4 separate regions of the Homo sapiens genome follow, and all the other regions are linked to region 1. The links are chromatin contacts, found by Hi-C or POLR2A ChIA-PET in ENCODE. All regions are on one chromosome and are shown on one strand. Each heading gives the region's core, a stretch centred on a gene start or an enhancer-like site at or near the end of the contact. The rest is flanking DNA. Distances are from core to core; before and after follow the strand shown. Region 1 holds the start of MYCBP (MYC binding protein). Region 2 overlaps MACF1 (microtubule actin crosslinking factor 1). Region 3 holds the start of HPCAL4 (hippocalcin like 4). Region 4 has its middle 24 kb from the start of PABPC4-AS1.

What was found. A loop is a pair of places that touch in the nucleus more often than their neighbours do. ChIA-PET counts read pairs that join two places held with the same protein, here RNA polymerase II (POLR2A). Pooled maps may share reads with other maps.
Region 2: a map of naive thymus-derived CD4-positive, alpha-beta T cell shows a loop between it and region 1 (3-fold over the local background). The contact joins the enhancer-like site here to the promoter of MYCBP in region 1. A Hi-C loop is called at or near these places in 3 of 168 maps with a recorded cell type or tissue (CD4-positive, alpha-beta T cell, naive thymus-derived CD4-positive, alpha-beta T cell and posterior vena cava), 2 of 37 single-sample maps with no recorded cell type and 10 of 50 pooled maps. POLR2A ChIA-PET finds 5 or more read pairs at or near these places in 1 of 52 experiments (activated CD4-positive, alpha-beta T cell).
Region 3: a loop to region 1 is called in a map of naive thymus-derived CD4-positive, alpha-beta T cell, with 6 times the contacts of the local background. The contact joins the promoter of HPCAL4 here to the promoter of MYCBP in region 1. A Hi-C loop is called at or near these places in 1 of 168 maps with a recorded cell type or tissue (naive thymus-derived CD4-positive, alpha-beta T cell) and 5 of 50 pooled maps. POLR2A ChIA-PET finds 5 or more read pairs at or near these places in 1 of 52 experiments (activated CD8-positive, alpha-beta memory T cell).
Region 4: a pooled map shows a loop between it and region 1 (4-fold over the local background). The contact joins the enhancer-like site here to the promoter of MYCBP in region 1. A Hi-C loop is called at or near these places in 1 of 168 maps with a recorded cell type or tissue (prostate gland) and 3 of 50 pooled maps. POLR2A ChIA-PET finds 5 or more read pairs at or near these places in 1 of 52 experiments (A549).

Annotation. Positions count from the first base shown.
Region 1 is chr1:38,870,645-38,874,597 of GRCh38, reverse strand. It overlaps MYCBP (MYC binding protein), which reads left to right and starts at 1,250. Exons shown (of 5, transcript NM_012333.5): 1 at 1,250-1,307; 2 at 1,508-1,580. The coding sequence starts at 1,293. GJA9 (gap junction protein alpha 9) reads left to right here. Exons shown (of 2, transcript NM_030772.5): 2 at 1-529. The coding sequence ends at 47. All of the region lies in intron 1 of RRAGC-DT (RRAGC divergent transcript), which reads right to left. The region is part of intron 1 of GJA9-MYCBP (GJA9-MYCBP readthrough); the gene reads left to right. RefSeq lists an enhancer at 1,694-2,216.
Region 2 is chr1:39,404,306-39,408,144 of GRCh38, reverse strand. The region is part of intron 58 of MACF1 (microtubule actin crosslinking factor 1); the gene reads right to left. Among named protein-coding and RNA genes, the nearest start is that of BMP8A, 85 kb to the left of the region's middle. Within about 2 kb of position 2,589, at least 3 of the 41 ENCODE cell types and tissues checked have a DNase peak (open chromatin) inside an H3K27ac peak, as active enhancers do.
Region 3 is chr1:39,689,145-39,692,683 of GRCh38, reverse strand. It overlaps HPCAL4 (hippocalcin like 4), which reads left to right and starts at 1,251. Exons shown (of 4, transcript NM_016257.4): 1 at 1,251-1,378. RefSeq lists an enhancer at 282-872 and silencers at 945-1,174, 1,395-1,474, 2,749-2,975.
Region 4 is chr1:39,538,807-39,542,530 of GRCh38, reverse strand. It overlaps the pseudogene PPIEL. Among named protein-coding and RNA genes, the nearest start is that of PABPC4-AS1, 24 kb to the left of the region's middle. Within about 2 kb of position 1,655, at least 13 of the 41 ENCODE cell types and tissues checked have a DNase peak (open chromatin) inside an H3K27ac peak, as active enhancers do.

The sequences.
Region 1 (3,953 bases), core at 1-2,500:
CGAACAATCTCATTGGTAGGCGGGTTCCCACAGATCTTCAGATCTAAACAGCGGTTGGCTTTTAGACATTATATATATTATCAGAGAAGTAGCCTAGTGGTCGTGGGGCACAGAAAAAATAGATAGGGGCAGCTCTAAAGACCAGCTGTTAAGACAGACAACTGCAAACTCATTTAAGCAAGAGAAAAACAGCTCTAATTCGAGATTGTGAAGCAACACTTCTAAATTCAAAGACATAGAGTTGTCAAATCAGGATTTTTTTTTTTTTAAATGATATCCTTTCGAATGTAACTGATTTTGGGAAAATCACATGTTCAGAATTGAGGCTAAATGGTTTGATCAGGTTTTCTCTTTGAAGAGACCACAGCCTTAGGAAATGGTTCTTGATCTATACAATTCCACCTTGGACACTGGGTTAATTCTGTTTGCCCCTGGAACACAATCACGTAAGTTTCCTTCTAGACTGGCATCCTGATGTGTCTTGAGTATAATCACATGTTGCTACCTAGTAAATAAAATCTTAAGAAGATCCGTGGCTTTCCTTCACCAGTTCATAGCATCGTGATTCATTGCCCGGATTGGACTCGACTCTACTCACTGGACATCTAACCACTCCACTTAATTAACAATACCCACCCTACAGGGGTGTTGTAAGGATTAAAATTTAAAATACCCGTGTTTTCTACAGTGCCTGGCTCAAAAGCTACTGCAAGCTCGTTACTGCTCATCCTCCAGAGGCCCACATCAAGTCAGCCACGACTCAAGGAGACTCCAAAGATAAAAGCTGAAGCCAAAATATATGATTCTAAACACCCTCCTCGGCTACTGCAAAGCACTGTGAGCACTTTCTCAGGACGAGAGCCAAGAAGCCCAGCACCTATGGGTCACCACAGTTTCCGAGGTCCCAGATGAAAAAGATGCGCTCGCTACCACCGTGCGGCGGTCCTTTCTCTCGCAATAGTCTCAATGCTCCCGGGCCCTGCCTCCGGACGCCAGGACAGAGGTACCAAAATCTCACCTCCTGCAAAGAAACCTAATTGCTACGGGGGCCGGAAGAGGAAGAGGTGCGGCTCCGACAGCCAGAGGGGCGGGCATACGCAGCCTCCCTCGGCTCAGCCTGCTACTGGGGATGCAGAGCGTCCTGGTCGCCATGAAAACAGGCCACACCTCGGCGATCCCGGCCGGTGGTTTGCAAGTGCGCAGGCGCGCGCCCCCTTCCGCGCATGAGCAGTGCTGCTCCCAACCCGCCAGTCGCGGTCTCCGGCGCCAGCTACGCCGCTGCCGCTGTCACTATGGCCCATTACAAAGTGAGGGGGGCGCGGCGTGGCTGGGGGCATGCGGGCGGTAGCAAGCCGCTGGTCGGCTCTGGGTGGGAGTGGGGTCGCGCGCGCAGGTTTGGGCGGGAGGGCCCCGAGGTAGTGAGGCGGAGGCGGGGTTGCCGGACTCCCAGCGCCTTCTTCCTGCTCGGCTCCCGGGCTCTGGCCACTGACCCCCGGTGTCTCTTCAGGCCGCCGACTCGAAGCGTGAGCAGTTCCGGAGGTACTTGGAGAAGTCGGGGGTGCTGGACACGCTGACCAAGGGTGAGCCTGGGCTAGGAGAGGGTACCTCGTGCCCTCGTCGTGCTCCCCGGCGCTGCCCCGTTCCCCAGCGGGCCGTAGCGTGGGGAAGGAGGGGAAACAGATGGGGCCCGTCCGGGGTCCAGCGAGGTGGGCCTCGGGGTTCAGCAGGGACCTGGCTGCTGGACGCCGCCCGGGTGGGGTAGCCTAGCTCCGCTACCCTTCTCCGCACCGGGAGTGAAACTCTTGCAGCTGTTGCAAAGTCTCTTCAACTTCCGTTGCTTTGCCTCCAGCAGCCGCAGTGGACATGTTTGCCAAGGACCTTCAGATCCCAATTCCTCCCACCTTACGGTTTTTATGGAGTCCTCAGAATCTTGTTAAGAAAGTTTCCCTCCAACAAAGAGCAACTGGAAAAATGACCGAATTTCCAAGTGGGCTATGAAGTAGCTGAGTGAGCCTAATCCCCAAAGTAGGAGATTCATAGCGAATTTGGCTGTGGCTTTTCAGCCCCCATTCCTTAGTCTGTCTGTGTCAATTCTTATTTTGTGTATATTTCATAAAGTAGAATTACAGCTTAAAGAGCTCGAGGGCATATCAAGGTGGTTACATTGTTTTCACTTTTTAAAATGAAAGCTTACTGTTAACGCTGTATCTCTTCATTCGTGGCTTCAAGATCTAAGTTAAGTAGATGAGTAAAGTGTTGGAAACAGGAGGATTTCAAGGGGTAGGGTACAGTTTACTTTATTGGCTTAGCACTAATTTGAATGCCTGCTATGTGTCACTCAACTCACTGGGATATTCAAGGGTGTAGAATGGAATTGTTCGCAGGGATGAGGACTTGGGTCATATGAAACTAGGAAGTTTGGGAAGTGGGAAATAAATTGGTAACTGCCCTTTGGACAGAAGCAAAGTTTAGAGGAAAATTCTAGGAGCATAACTCCTGGGTCTTAGAAGAAAGAAGGCTAGTAATTTTGAATTGCTACCTATTTGGGGTTCAGATAATAGTTTACCTCTTTGCAAATAAACTTCAGCAAGTCTTAAGGGACTACTCTGTGAAAGTACTGTGCTATGTTGTCTCTGAAAGTGTCACAGATGCTTTGAATGTCATTCCGTCTAAAAACTCCTTACGTTCATTTCTTTCATTTAATAATTTTACTCAGGTGTCTGTTCTGCACACTGGAGATAAGCAGGGGAGGATAAAAGTCTCGGCTCTCATAAGCTTATATCCTAGTTGAGGGAGAGAAATACATAAATAAATATGTAGTGTCAGCTAGTGGTAAGTGGTACAGATAAAAATACAGCAAAGTTAGGGATAAAGAGTAACAGGTGAGGCCAGGCACGTGGCTCATGCCTGTAATCTCAGCACTTTGGGAGGCTGAGGTGGGTGGACTGCTAGAGGCCAGGAGCTCAAGACCAGCCTGGGCAACATGGCAAAACTCCCATCTCTTAAAAAAAAAAAAAAATTGCTGGGCATGGTGTGTGCCTGTAATCTAGCTACTGTGGAGGCTGAGGTGAGAGAATCACCTGAGCCCAGGAGGTCAAGGCTGCAGTGAGTTGTGATTGTGCCACTGGGCAACAGTGACACTCTGTCTCCAAAAAAAAAAAAAAAAAAAAGTGACAGGTGGGATGTGTGTGTCATTTTATATAGGGTGATGGGGGGAAGGCCTTTCTTAAGAAGTAATTTTTGACCAGAAACCTGAAAGAAACAGAGTTTCAGGAAGTCTAAGGAGGCCAGAGTGGTTGGATGGAGCAAGTGAAAGACTGAATGGTAAAAGGCAGAAAAATGACAGTTGTAGGCGGTAACTGACTACACAGAAGATGTTGCCCAGGCTGGAGTGCAGCGGCATGATCTCGGCTCACTGCAACCTCCACCTCCGGGTTCAAGCGATTGTGTTGCCTCAGCCTTCCAAGTAGCTGGGATTACAGGCATGTGCCACCATGCTTAGCTAATTTTTTGTATTTTTAGTAGAGAGGCGGTTTCACCACATGGGCCAGGCTGGTCTTGAACTCCTTACCTCAGGTGATCCGCTCACCTCAGCCCCGCAGAGTGCTGGGATTACAGGTGTGAGCCACCGCCCTCCACTAGAATTTAACCTCTCAATCTCCTTAGATTTCCAGGCTCCTAAATAACATCAGCCAACACAGTATTGATGTGATTTATTAAAAATTTGATTTTCAGCTCCAAACATAGGTGCTTTACACAATTCTATTTGTTTTTTTTTTTTTTTTTTTTTTTTTTTTTGAGACGGAGTCTCGCTCTGTCGCCCAGGCCGGACTGCGGACTGCAGTGGCGCAATCTCGGCTCACTGCAAGCTCCGCTTCCCGGGTTCACGCCATTCTCCTGCCTCAGCCTCCCGAGTAGCTGGGACTACAGGCGCCCGCCACCGCGCCCGGCTA
Region 2 (3,839 bases), core at 1,340-3,839, 530 kb before region 1:
TTTATAGTTGCGCACAGCCAAGGAAACCTGAGCCTCCTTGGACCAGATGAAAAGCATGGGTATTTCAAATCTCAAATAGAAAACACTAGAGAAAAGTCGCTCACAATCCCGTCGTCCACGGCCTTTGGCTTTTAGAAAAGCCACTTGGTCACCTGGTGACTGTTAAACAAAGAAAGTACAAAGGGCAACCCAGGAAACTGTCCACCAGAGGCAGCTGCATCTCTGAACGGGTCCAATACTCTGTTCTATTTGTGATGGCCATTCTCTGATTTTATGAAGGAAAAAAACATCTATTAAAATTCGGAATCTCTGTCGGACCATGTGGTCAATATATACCGCAAAACTTATGGAAAAGTTATTTCTATCCTTTACACAAACAGTAAGTGAAACCAACACCTGGTGTATGAAGATCTGGCACTGAAACCTTGAGCTGAGCCTTAGGCTTACTTAGGGAATCAGACTGGTCCTTGGCAAAAATGAGAAGTGCGCTGAAGCCTGTAATCGGAATTAGGCAACTAAAAGACCTTTCTCTGGTAAAATGCTTTACACTTCATTTCTCACTTCAACAACGGCTGCTGATCAATTCTACCCACTCAAATCCAAAAGACTCTGCCCATCTGTAAACTGAAAGGGGTGGGGAGGCCGACTAGGTTGTGTCTTGACACCCTTTCTAGTTTTAATATTTTTTAGTTCTAAAACTTTTAAAGGCACTGCCCCAGAATCCTGTGTCCTCTTGGTCGTATACTGCCAAGACACTAGAAACCCTGTCCTATGAAGAACAAACAGTGCAAGACCCAATAATGTCTGACCTAGAGAAAGTTCTAGGAGATGTAATTAGCATGAAGTATCTGAAGGGCTGAGACGTGGGAGGAAGGAAACTTGTTCTGGGTATCTCCTTAAGCTGGCACACTAAGATGTGAGATTTAAAACCAACAAAGAGCTTCTCACAGCTATTCAAAGAATAGAGTGTCCCCTAAACTGGTGACTTTCCTGACCCTGGAGGTGTTTGAGCAGAAATTCAAGCAATCACTTGGCAGAGATTTGGGAAAACAGATTTACAAATCTTCTGCAGTTTGTTCAGATGAATTTTAAAGTCCTTTCTAACTCTGATACACTGTAATCCTAAGGACTGACAGCTTACAGATCTGATACTTAACAGTTTAGGGAATCCAGGTTTTAATTTTCCTTTAATTATTCAGCACAACTGGAAAAACTCAGGGAAGGAAAGATCAATTTTACTAGCAAATATCCCTGGCCAAATACATTCACTTAAGTGTTCAGATATCATAACAGACTGTTTAGCATGCCAGGGCCCCTCTGGTTGGAAGAATCTGAGGAATTCTGGCTCTGGATGAAACATGGGTGGTTATTCTATTATAAAGAATGTTTTTTTTTTTTTTTTTTTTGAGTGAGACTCTGTCTCACTCTGTCGCCTAGACTGGAGTGCAGTGGCGCAATCTTGGCTCACTGCAATCTTTGCCTCCTGGGTTCAAGCGATTCTCCTGCCTCAGCCTCCCCAATAGCTGGGATTACAGGCATGCGCCACCGCACCCAGTTAATTTTTTGTATTTTTAGTAGAGATGGGTTTCACCCCTTGTTGGCCAGGCTGGTGACCTGACCTCAGGTGATCCACTCACCTCAGCCTCCCAAAGTGCTGGGATTACAGGCGTAGCTACTGTTCCCAGCCATAAAGAATTATCTTGATGTGGAATCACAAACTTCATGAACAGAAATTCCTTTACTGTTTCCTCACCAAGTCAGGTATCAACCAATCCAGACTTTTCTTAAATAATTCCCTCCCATGTCTATCTACCAATATTCTTACTACTCTCATCAGTGATCCATATAAATAAATAAATGGAGCATTCCTACGACTATGAAATTCAGATTCGAATTACTTATTATCTGCAGTCACACTCTCTCTAATTAGGGTGTTAGGAAAACAAATTTAAATACAACCTAAAGAGAAATTACATATAGTAATCTAATCCTCCCACCGCACCTCCAAAAAAACCCCAGAACCCAAAGCCAAAGAATACTTTCTGAGTGCTTTGCTCTTTTTAAAAAATCATCAGTATGTGTTTAGAAATAAATCAAGAGAGGAAGCACAAGTTCTCCTCCATGTCTTAATTTTTATCTGTTCATGAGTTTCTCCTTAGTTTAGGTATGTGAAACTCTGCCAATAGCCATCTCAGGGACTGAAATAAATACCTGATACAGCTTTCCACCTCTTGTTGCCCTGATAGCTACAAAAAAAAAAAAGCATCTGTTCATTTCACATGCTGTGTATAAACTTTTTAAAAGAGAAATACAGGGAGCTCCAGAGACCCTCTTCAGATATTTCCCCCACCCCTGTAACCACAAACATATGCACTGAAGCCAAATTTCAAATGAGTTTCCGGTTAATTGATTACAGAGTTCAAAGAATTCTCTACTCATTTTGAAATTCCCAAGTACAGAATTTGGTGTTAGATTTTCCTTCAGTGAACTTAGAAGAAAGAAAAATCCTGGCCCTTCCAGCTCCTTCCTGCAGTCTTCCTAATGAAAGACAGCCGGGTGGAGTCTCCTCACACCCTAACATAGCTCCCTTTCCAAGTTTTGGACCTGGCATCCTGCCCTTGTCTGCTCCAGACCTAAAATGCCAGCCCTCTGGGACAATCTGGAGACCCCAGATTCACACTTCCCTAGATTCTATGATGCCTTATCACCCACCTTGATGGGTGCTCTCTCTTGGAAGACTAATTCTGAGTAGAAGAGGATACAGAGGACTGGTTGGATCTTGCTCATTTTAAATCTACACAATGCCTTTCATCTTAGGATCTTTAGATTTTACAAGCATTATTTAGTAGCAAGTAGAAACTCCACAGTATTAGTCTGTACCTGTTGGGCATCAGTCACTGCCATCCTTTGGTACTTTTATTATTATAAACATGGCTACGGAGTGGCTCATAAAGCAACATAGCATGACACGAAGTTTGCTTTAAGTGGGATACTAAGGATTTTGATGCTATTTGAGCTCTCATGTACTCGTGAACCCATGAGAAAACTTTCCACACACTCTGCAGGAACTCTCATGACCCCTGTAAGCCCTTTCCTGCCTGTAGACTTTCCAAAAGACAGTGTATTAATCCCTCTTTTTAGACTAATGGTCACCAAAACCATGGTGATGACAAAATCATGGGGCTTTGCAAGTTAGAAAAGACCTGACAGAAGGGTGGGAAGAAGGAAGGCAGGAGGTATCAGAGAAGGCTTTATGGAGGGAATCACATTTACTCATTAGGATTTCAGATATACAGAGATGGCAAAGACAAATATTTCTAAGTAGAGAGCTGAAGGCAGGACTCTAAAGAAGCAAATTCTGGCTGGGCTCAATGGCTCACACCTGTAATTCCAATACTTTGAGAAGCTGAGGCAGGGGTATCCCTTGAGGCCAGGAGTTCAAGACTAGCCGAAGCAACATTGCAAGACACTCGTCTCTACAAAAAGTTAAAAAATTGGCCAGGCATGTGCATCTGTAGTCCTAGCTACTTGGGAGGTTGAGCTGAGAAAATCGTTCAGCCCAGGAGTTCAAGGTTACAATGAGCTGTAATTGTGTCATTGCACTCTAGCCTGGCGACAGAGTGAGATCCTGTCTCCAAATTTTTTTGTTGTTGTTGTTAATTTTTTTTTTTTTCCAGACAGGGTCTCACATTGTCACCCAGGCTGGGGTGCAGTGACACGATCTCGGTTCACTGCAACCTCCACCTCCCAGGTTTAAGTGATTCTCCTGCCTCAGCCTCCCAAGTAGCTGGGATGACAGGTGTGCACCACCATGCCCAGCTAATTTTTGTATTTTTAGT
Region 3 (3,539 bases), core at 2-2,501, 820 kb before region 1:
CTCGCCCCCACTCGCGGCAGGTCTGACCCCATCCTCCATCGCCCCGCCCAGCCCACCTCTACCTTCGCCGCGCGGACAGAAGCCCCGCCTCTCACCGCTGCTCTTCAGCGTCCGCGCTCCGATTAGGCCAATCCCCAGCCGTCCGCCCCGACTTTCGACAGATCCTTAGAAGTCCCTGCCCCGCACGTGGCCCAGCCCGGGGATGTCTGGCTCCCCTTTTGCCCCCAGTTTGGCTTAAAAGGGTTCCTTCCCACAGCCTTGTGTCAGGAGCTCTCAGACGCCAGTGCAGCCCAGGCGGCCGGCCCGGGCTGTGGGGAGACCCCCAAGTGCGGGGAGGAGGTGTTGCCGGGGCCCTGAAAGCTTCCAGACCCGCTCAGTGTAAACCGCCTCGGGTTTGTGTCAACATCCGAGGCCGGAGACTGGCGGCGGCTGGGGACCGGCTCCGTCTGCGGGACGGGAAAACGGGAGGGTGGGGAATGGAGGATCCATGGCTAGGCATAGGGGTCCTTCGGGGGAGAACGCGAGAGGCCTCTTGGGGGTCCATGAGAAAGGAGGAGGGCCCGTCTGGGGAGGGACCGGAATGAAGGGCCAGAGGGGTGGCTGGAGGGAACCCACGACTAGCGCGGGGCTAGGTAGAGGCTGGGACTTCGCCACCCATACCGCGCTCTCCGCGCGCAACCAGCACCCTCCTCTCTGCCCCACGGCGTGAGGGGAGTGGATGCGTGGGGAGGGGGGACGCAGAGATGTGGACTGCTGACCAGCCACCTCCTCCCTCTCCCACCCAGCTCCTCCCCAGCTCCTCTTTGGCCCCTCCCAATTTCGGGTGGGATATGGGTGTGGGGGGGGGTCTCATCTTGTGACTCATCCCCTCTTCCGCCCCCACCCATGCTGGGGCCCAGGAAAGGAAGCTTAGAGATTCGGCTGTGGTTCTCCCGTTTCCATAGCAACGGTGAGGTTGTTTTTGAGAATCCACTTTCATCGTCGACCCTTTCCACCCCAGACTTGTAAGCCGGGGGCTGAGCCTCAGGGCAGGGGTGCAGATGGGGGTGCAGCCCTCCCGCTTCCCGGCGACTCCGGGAAGGTCAGCGCGGGCAGGCGGGGCGCGCTCCTGCGGCCGGGCCTCGCCGGCCACCCGGTCCCCACCTGAAACCCCGCCTGCCACTCCGCTCCAGAGGAGCCAATAGCCGTGCAACCTGCCCGGGATGGGGCGGGGCTTATGCAAATAGTGTCGCCTTCGGGAGGCACATAGTGATACAAGAGCTGGAAGGCGGCTCCGGCGCAGACCTTGGAGAGCACAGCTGCCGGCCCGCGAGCCAGCCTCGGTTCCCGCGGCCCGCCGAGGCTCGGAGCCATCCAGCGACCCGGCGACCGGCCTCAGGTAATGCGAGTGGGACCGGGTCCTCAAGGCAACAAACCCACCGGGCGGAGGCCCTGGCCCCCTCCCCCTCCACTCTCCCTTCCCATCCTCATGTCCTGCCCTGATTCACCTCCCTGACCCGTGGTTCCGCCTTAGGCGGCAGCAACTGAAGAGCCCACCCCTGGGCAGGAGACCCCCCACCTCAGTCCAGGCCCATGGGTGCAGAGAAGGAGGCAGAGCCGCCTACTTATCCCCAGCTCAGGTGAGAACAACCATTGCTATGGCCCCCAACATACACGCGCGCAAACACACATACACACACAGATGCACACACACACATCTGGGGGTGTGGTGGCGCTGGTGCTAGCTGGAGGCGCTGGTCACCCTCCCTCCTGTTTGGATATGGGTTGTCTGCCCAGCACCATGGCAAACTCCCACCTCCACGGATAGCCCCTAGCCACTTCTCATCAGGGAGCCCCTGCCCCCAAAGACAGCCTCCCCCTCCACAGAGCGCTCCCTCCTTGTTGTCCCCAGACACTGTCCCCACATCCCACCCCTCAAGCTGACAGAGCCCACAGCATACCTGAGGGGGGGACAATCCCCCTTCCCCAGTTTTTCTCCTCACAGTCTCGACAGCCCTCCCCAGTGGCCCCCAGTGCTAGGCAGAGGCCCCATATTTGGCATCTCTCATCCTGGCGGGAGGATGAACCAAAGACACCACCCCCAGCAGACCACCCATACCGTCAGTCCAGTTGCTGCCAAGGCCCCAACCTCCATACCTCCTCCCTCCCCCCTCACAGCCAGGCACCAAATCCTCTCATTCTGCCTGTCAAATGTCTTTCTAATTTGTATGACTATTTGCTCCCTCTCTCCCACCTTCCTGCTGCTCCGTGGGGACCTTGCCAAGGTGCCATGTGGGCTGTATTGCTCTTGGCCCTAAAGTGAACTATACCTGGAGGGCAGATGAGCTGGGTTCAAATCTTGTACAGCCAAAGTTTGACTTTGGCCAAGTCACTCCCCTCTCTGATCCTTCATGAAAATGGGGAGAGGTATAACAGAGAGGGTAGACTGGGTGAGATGAACTTGAACAGCCTTCTGGCACTGAGACACTCTGGTTCTATGGCTGATTATGGAAAAACAGGATCCTGAACCAAGAGGACATTAAAGAGAGGAGACCTGAGGGGGGCGGGGTTGGTTTAGAACTCACTGAAGACACATTCCTTCTTAACCAGCCTAGGTACAGGCTACCTCCTCCCACACATTCTCCAGGCCCCTTCTATTAGGAGTCCCTCCTAGACCACCAGCCCATCCTGACATGGACAGCTCCAAATTGTAGGTGGCCAGCTGGGATTACTCTTTGTTTGTCATCCCCTGCCTCTCATTAAGAAGAAGAGGGAAAAGACCTGGTTGCTGCTGCTATTGCTGCTGCTTGGGGAAGAGCAAAGGGAGGAGAGGAAAGAGAGAAAAAATCTCCTGACCAGGGAGCTATTGTCACCATGGCAACCACCTCAGTACCAGCTCCTCTGAAGCTGGGTGAGGGTGTGGGATTATTGCCTCCTTCAGTCCCTCCCATTCAAAGCCTCAGCCACCTCTCCATTCAAAGCCCACAGCCCTTAGCCCTCTTGAAGAAACCTCTGGGCACACTGGGACAATGGTTTTGTGTATGGGACAGTCCCAGCTCCTTCATAGCTGGAGGACAGCCCTCAAGAGGTAAGCAGAGGAGCCTGCCCATGTTCAGCAGGGCCACAGCTCCAGCAGAGCATGTCCCCAGCTGGGTTCTGGCCTTCACTTTGCTGCTGATGGGCTATAGTTGACCTGGGGTGAACCCTTCCTTCCCCTAGGTCTGGGTTCCATTGTCTCTGAAGTGGGTGTGATAGCAGGAGAACACAGATAAACAAAACAGCCTGACATAGATCCAGGGAGGAAGAAGGGGGTTCTGCTCCTCTTACGTAATCCACCAAGAGACATTCATTGAACATCACTGTGTCCTAGGCATTGCCACTGCGTCTCCACAGAGCAGTTCTGTGCAGGCACAGAAGGCAGGGTGGGAACCAGGGTAGGGGAGCTATAAGAGAGAAAAAACCCCTGCTCTCATGGGTCCCAGACTCAGTGAGGACTAAGCACTCACTGGGAGAAGTGAGTGCATAGGGAAAAGCACTTTTATTTTCCCCATGGGAAAAAT
Region 4 (3,724 bases), core at 406-2,905, 670 kb before region 1:
TGAACTCCTGACCTCAGGTGATCCACCCACCTCGGCCTCCCAAAGTGCTGGGATTACAGACCCGAGCCACCGCACCTGGCCTATGTATATATTTTAATAGAGATGAGGTCTTGCCGTGTTGCCCAGGCTGGTCTCCAACTCCTCTGCTCAGGCAATCCTCCTGCCTTGGCCTCCCCAAGTACTGAGATTACAGATGTGAGCCACCATGCCTAGCTGAAATACTGAATTTTCATACGTTTCTGGGTCTATTCGGGACTTTCTCTTCTTTTCACCTAGTCTGTTCTATCTATTTGTGTGCCACTTCCACACTTAAGCATTTAGTTTAAATAAAGGTACTATGTACTTTTTTAGATTTGGAGAGCTGGAGTTTGGGGGTGTGTGTGTATTTTATTTCAGAGACAGGGTCTCACTTTGTCACCTAGGAGTGTGCCACCATGCCTAGCTAGTTTCTGTATTTTTAGTAGAGATGGGGTTTTGCCATGTTGGCCAGGCTGGTCTCGAACTCCTGACCTCAGGTGATCCACCCACCTTGGCCTCCCAAAGTGCTGGGATTACAGGCATGAGCCACCGTGGCTGGGACCCAAATGATTATTTTTATTTTTGTAGAGATGGCATGTTACAGAGAGCTGGAGTTTTAATTATCTAGTTAGATATTCTTACCTCAGCACTTTTCTCTTTCTCAATCCCAGAGAATTTTCTCTACATGTGCACCCATTTAAAGGACTCGGCTTCAAGGGAAGCAGCTTCCACCGCATTATCCCCCAGTTCATTTGCCAGGGCAGTGATTTCACAAACCACGGTGGCACCAGGGGTAAGTCCATCTACAAGAAGAAATTTGATGATGAAAACTTTATCTTCAAACACACAGGACCAGGTAGGAACCACTCATCGTGTGGTGACAAGGGAGGCTGGGCGAGGGCAGCTGGCCGTGCAGGGTGGAAGGATGAGCCGTGGTTCTGGCTGAGAAACAGGGAATCTGGAGGAGACCCAGCTACCAGACACAGGAGAACCGTTCAGCCTTGCTAGGGTGGAGTTAGCTTTGGGCTTTGAAAAGCTTTTCTGTTTTTTATTTTGGGTTATTTCAGTTCCCATTTGTCTCCTTTCATTAAAAGAGGAAGAAGCATAGACGCCTGGGTCTGCTCCTACAGGGGTGTCTTGTTATTGTTTTTGTAACTTTTTATTTTATGTAATGTCAAGCTCACGGAAGAGTTACAAGAATAGTGCGATGAACCCCATACACCTTTGCTGGCATTTACTCAAGTTCACCAGTTGTTTATATTGGTGAACATCATTTCCTATTTATTCTCCTTCTGTGTATTTTTATAGACAGTGCGTATTTTTTTAGAGCCATTTGAAAGTAAGTTGGAGAGTTCATGTTCCTCTACCACTAAATACTTCAGCATGTATTTCATAAGAAACAGGGTATTTTTAATGTTACCAGGACATAGTTCTCAAAATCAGAAAACAAACACTGCTACAATACTATTCTCTCAACTGCAGTGCATATTCAGATTTCCTCATGTGACAGCACGTCATCCTTTTGGGGCTTTTCATGGTTGGCACGTGTCCTAGACTCATAGATGCGCTGCCCATCCACCCACACCACACTGCCCTGTTGCCTCACTCACATCTCACGCGCCGTCGCTGCATGCACTCTCCTTCCTCTTGCCAAGGATCCCGCTGCCTCTCTCGTGCTCCTTCTTACGTAGTGCAGAACTCTGTGTGCTAGAGAAAAGCACAGCCCTGAGCTATCTGGTCCCTCTTGAGTTGAGGAGCTCAGGTCTTAAGGGCACCTTGAGCAATGCCCAGTGGTCCTCCCAGATTGCTGGAGGTACTTGTCATCCATCGTCTGACTGGAAAACACGCCTTTTCTTCACTCCTCAGCCCTCCAGCATTGCTTCATACACTCTCCCTCTCAGCTGATGGTGTCGCTTATTTATAGAAACAATCAGAAGAGAACTATTTAGTCTTCCTGCAGCCAGATCTACTCCCCTGCCTGCATCATTCTCTCCTGCCTGGCCTGCTTGCCTTCCTGTGACAATGGTGGCCTCCCTCTTCTCCTACCTTTTGCCCCATGGTGTCTTCCCTCAGTCTCTTCCCTTGTCTCTTCCTCCTCCTAGTCTCTAAATTTTTGGAGGGACCCAGTGCTCACCATGGCTTTTCTGTATCTGTATTCACTCTTTACCTCAATAGTTCTCACCCTTTTACCCTAGCACCTGCCTCTTACAGCTCATGCTCTAGTGTGCTGAGATGGAAGTCACAGCTCTGCACCCTTCCAGTGAATGCCTAATTAAAAACACGGTATTGGCTGGGTGCAGTGGCTCACGCCTATAATCCCAGCACTTTGGGAGGCCGAGGTGGGAGGATTGCTTGAGCCCAGGAGTTTGAGACCAGCCTGGGCAACATGGCAAGACCCCATCTCTACAAAAAATACAAAAACCAGCCAGGCATCTTGGTGAACACCTATAGTCCCAGCTTCTCAGGAGGCTGAGGTAGGAGGATGGCTTGAGCTGGGGAGGCAGAGGTTGCAATGAGCCAAGATTGCACCATTTGGACTCCAGCCTGGGTGACAGAGTGAGACTCTGTCTCAAACGAAAAACCCCACAGTATTATTTCATAGTTGTAATATAAAGGGAAATTAAAGGAAAACAATTTGTAATAACATAATATGCATTTCAGTATTCAAATGCTTGGAAGCAACTACATGTATGAAGTACTTGAACATGTGTACTTCTGCCTAGAGCTGCACTTAGTAGTGTGGACTGATTCAGGTGTGTTGTTTTGGCAGAATCAAAGTAACATGATGTTTTGAAATAGTAAAAATCTCTTGGTAAAATTCTGAGCAAAAAGAAATGAAAAGTGACAGGATGGGTTGATTTCTGGAAAAATTTGATACAAAAAAATAATTCTTTGGATTTATATGGAACATGGAGTTAGGGTGTAGGCTCAGATCATTATAAATAGATTTTTCTTATCTACATGAATGTTATTCAGGGCTTTTGAAAGTCCAGGATTTAGAGTAACTCTCCATTACGTAGGAGACTGCAGGACATCTAGAGTCCCTCCCTGATCCCTTCCTTCCAATGCCAGTAGCACCGTATTACTGACCACCAAAAATAGACTGCAGTTTCTGGTAGCCCCTAGGGGGCAGTATGATACCACTGAGAACCCATGCCCTGGGCAATCACGCCGCCCAGTCCCAGGACTTTCAGTGAAATCACCGAGTTAAGCTTGTCCACATGGGTCACCATGCTGATGGCTCCCTGAGCTCCAGACTCCTGTCCAACCACCTACCTTTCACCTTTGCTGGATATCCCACGAGCATCTCACACTTCACATGTCCAAAATGTGGCCTTGGCCTTCTCCCCCACACCCTTCCTCCCCCTTTTCCCTGTTTCAGTAAATGACTCCACCATCCACTTAGCTGCTTGGTCAGAAACTTAGGCGTCATCATGGACTCCTGCATCACCTGCAGGCCACATCTATCTGACTTCAGGTCATCTCCTGGCCCAGCTACTCTTCACCCTTCCCCCACGACCACCAAGTCCTGTTTCCAGCCTGGCTTCTTCACCCTCATAGTCTGATCTTCACTTGGCAGTCAGAGTGATTGTTTTTAATCATAAATCTGATCACATCATCCTCCTGCTGACCCATCCTGCGCTGTGCGTGGGGACGCTGTCCTACAGGGTTAACCCACCTTGGGTCCTGGCACCTCTCTGTGCCC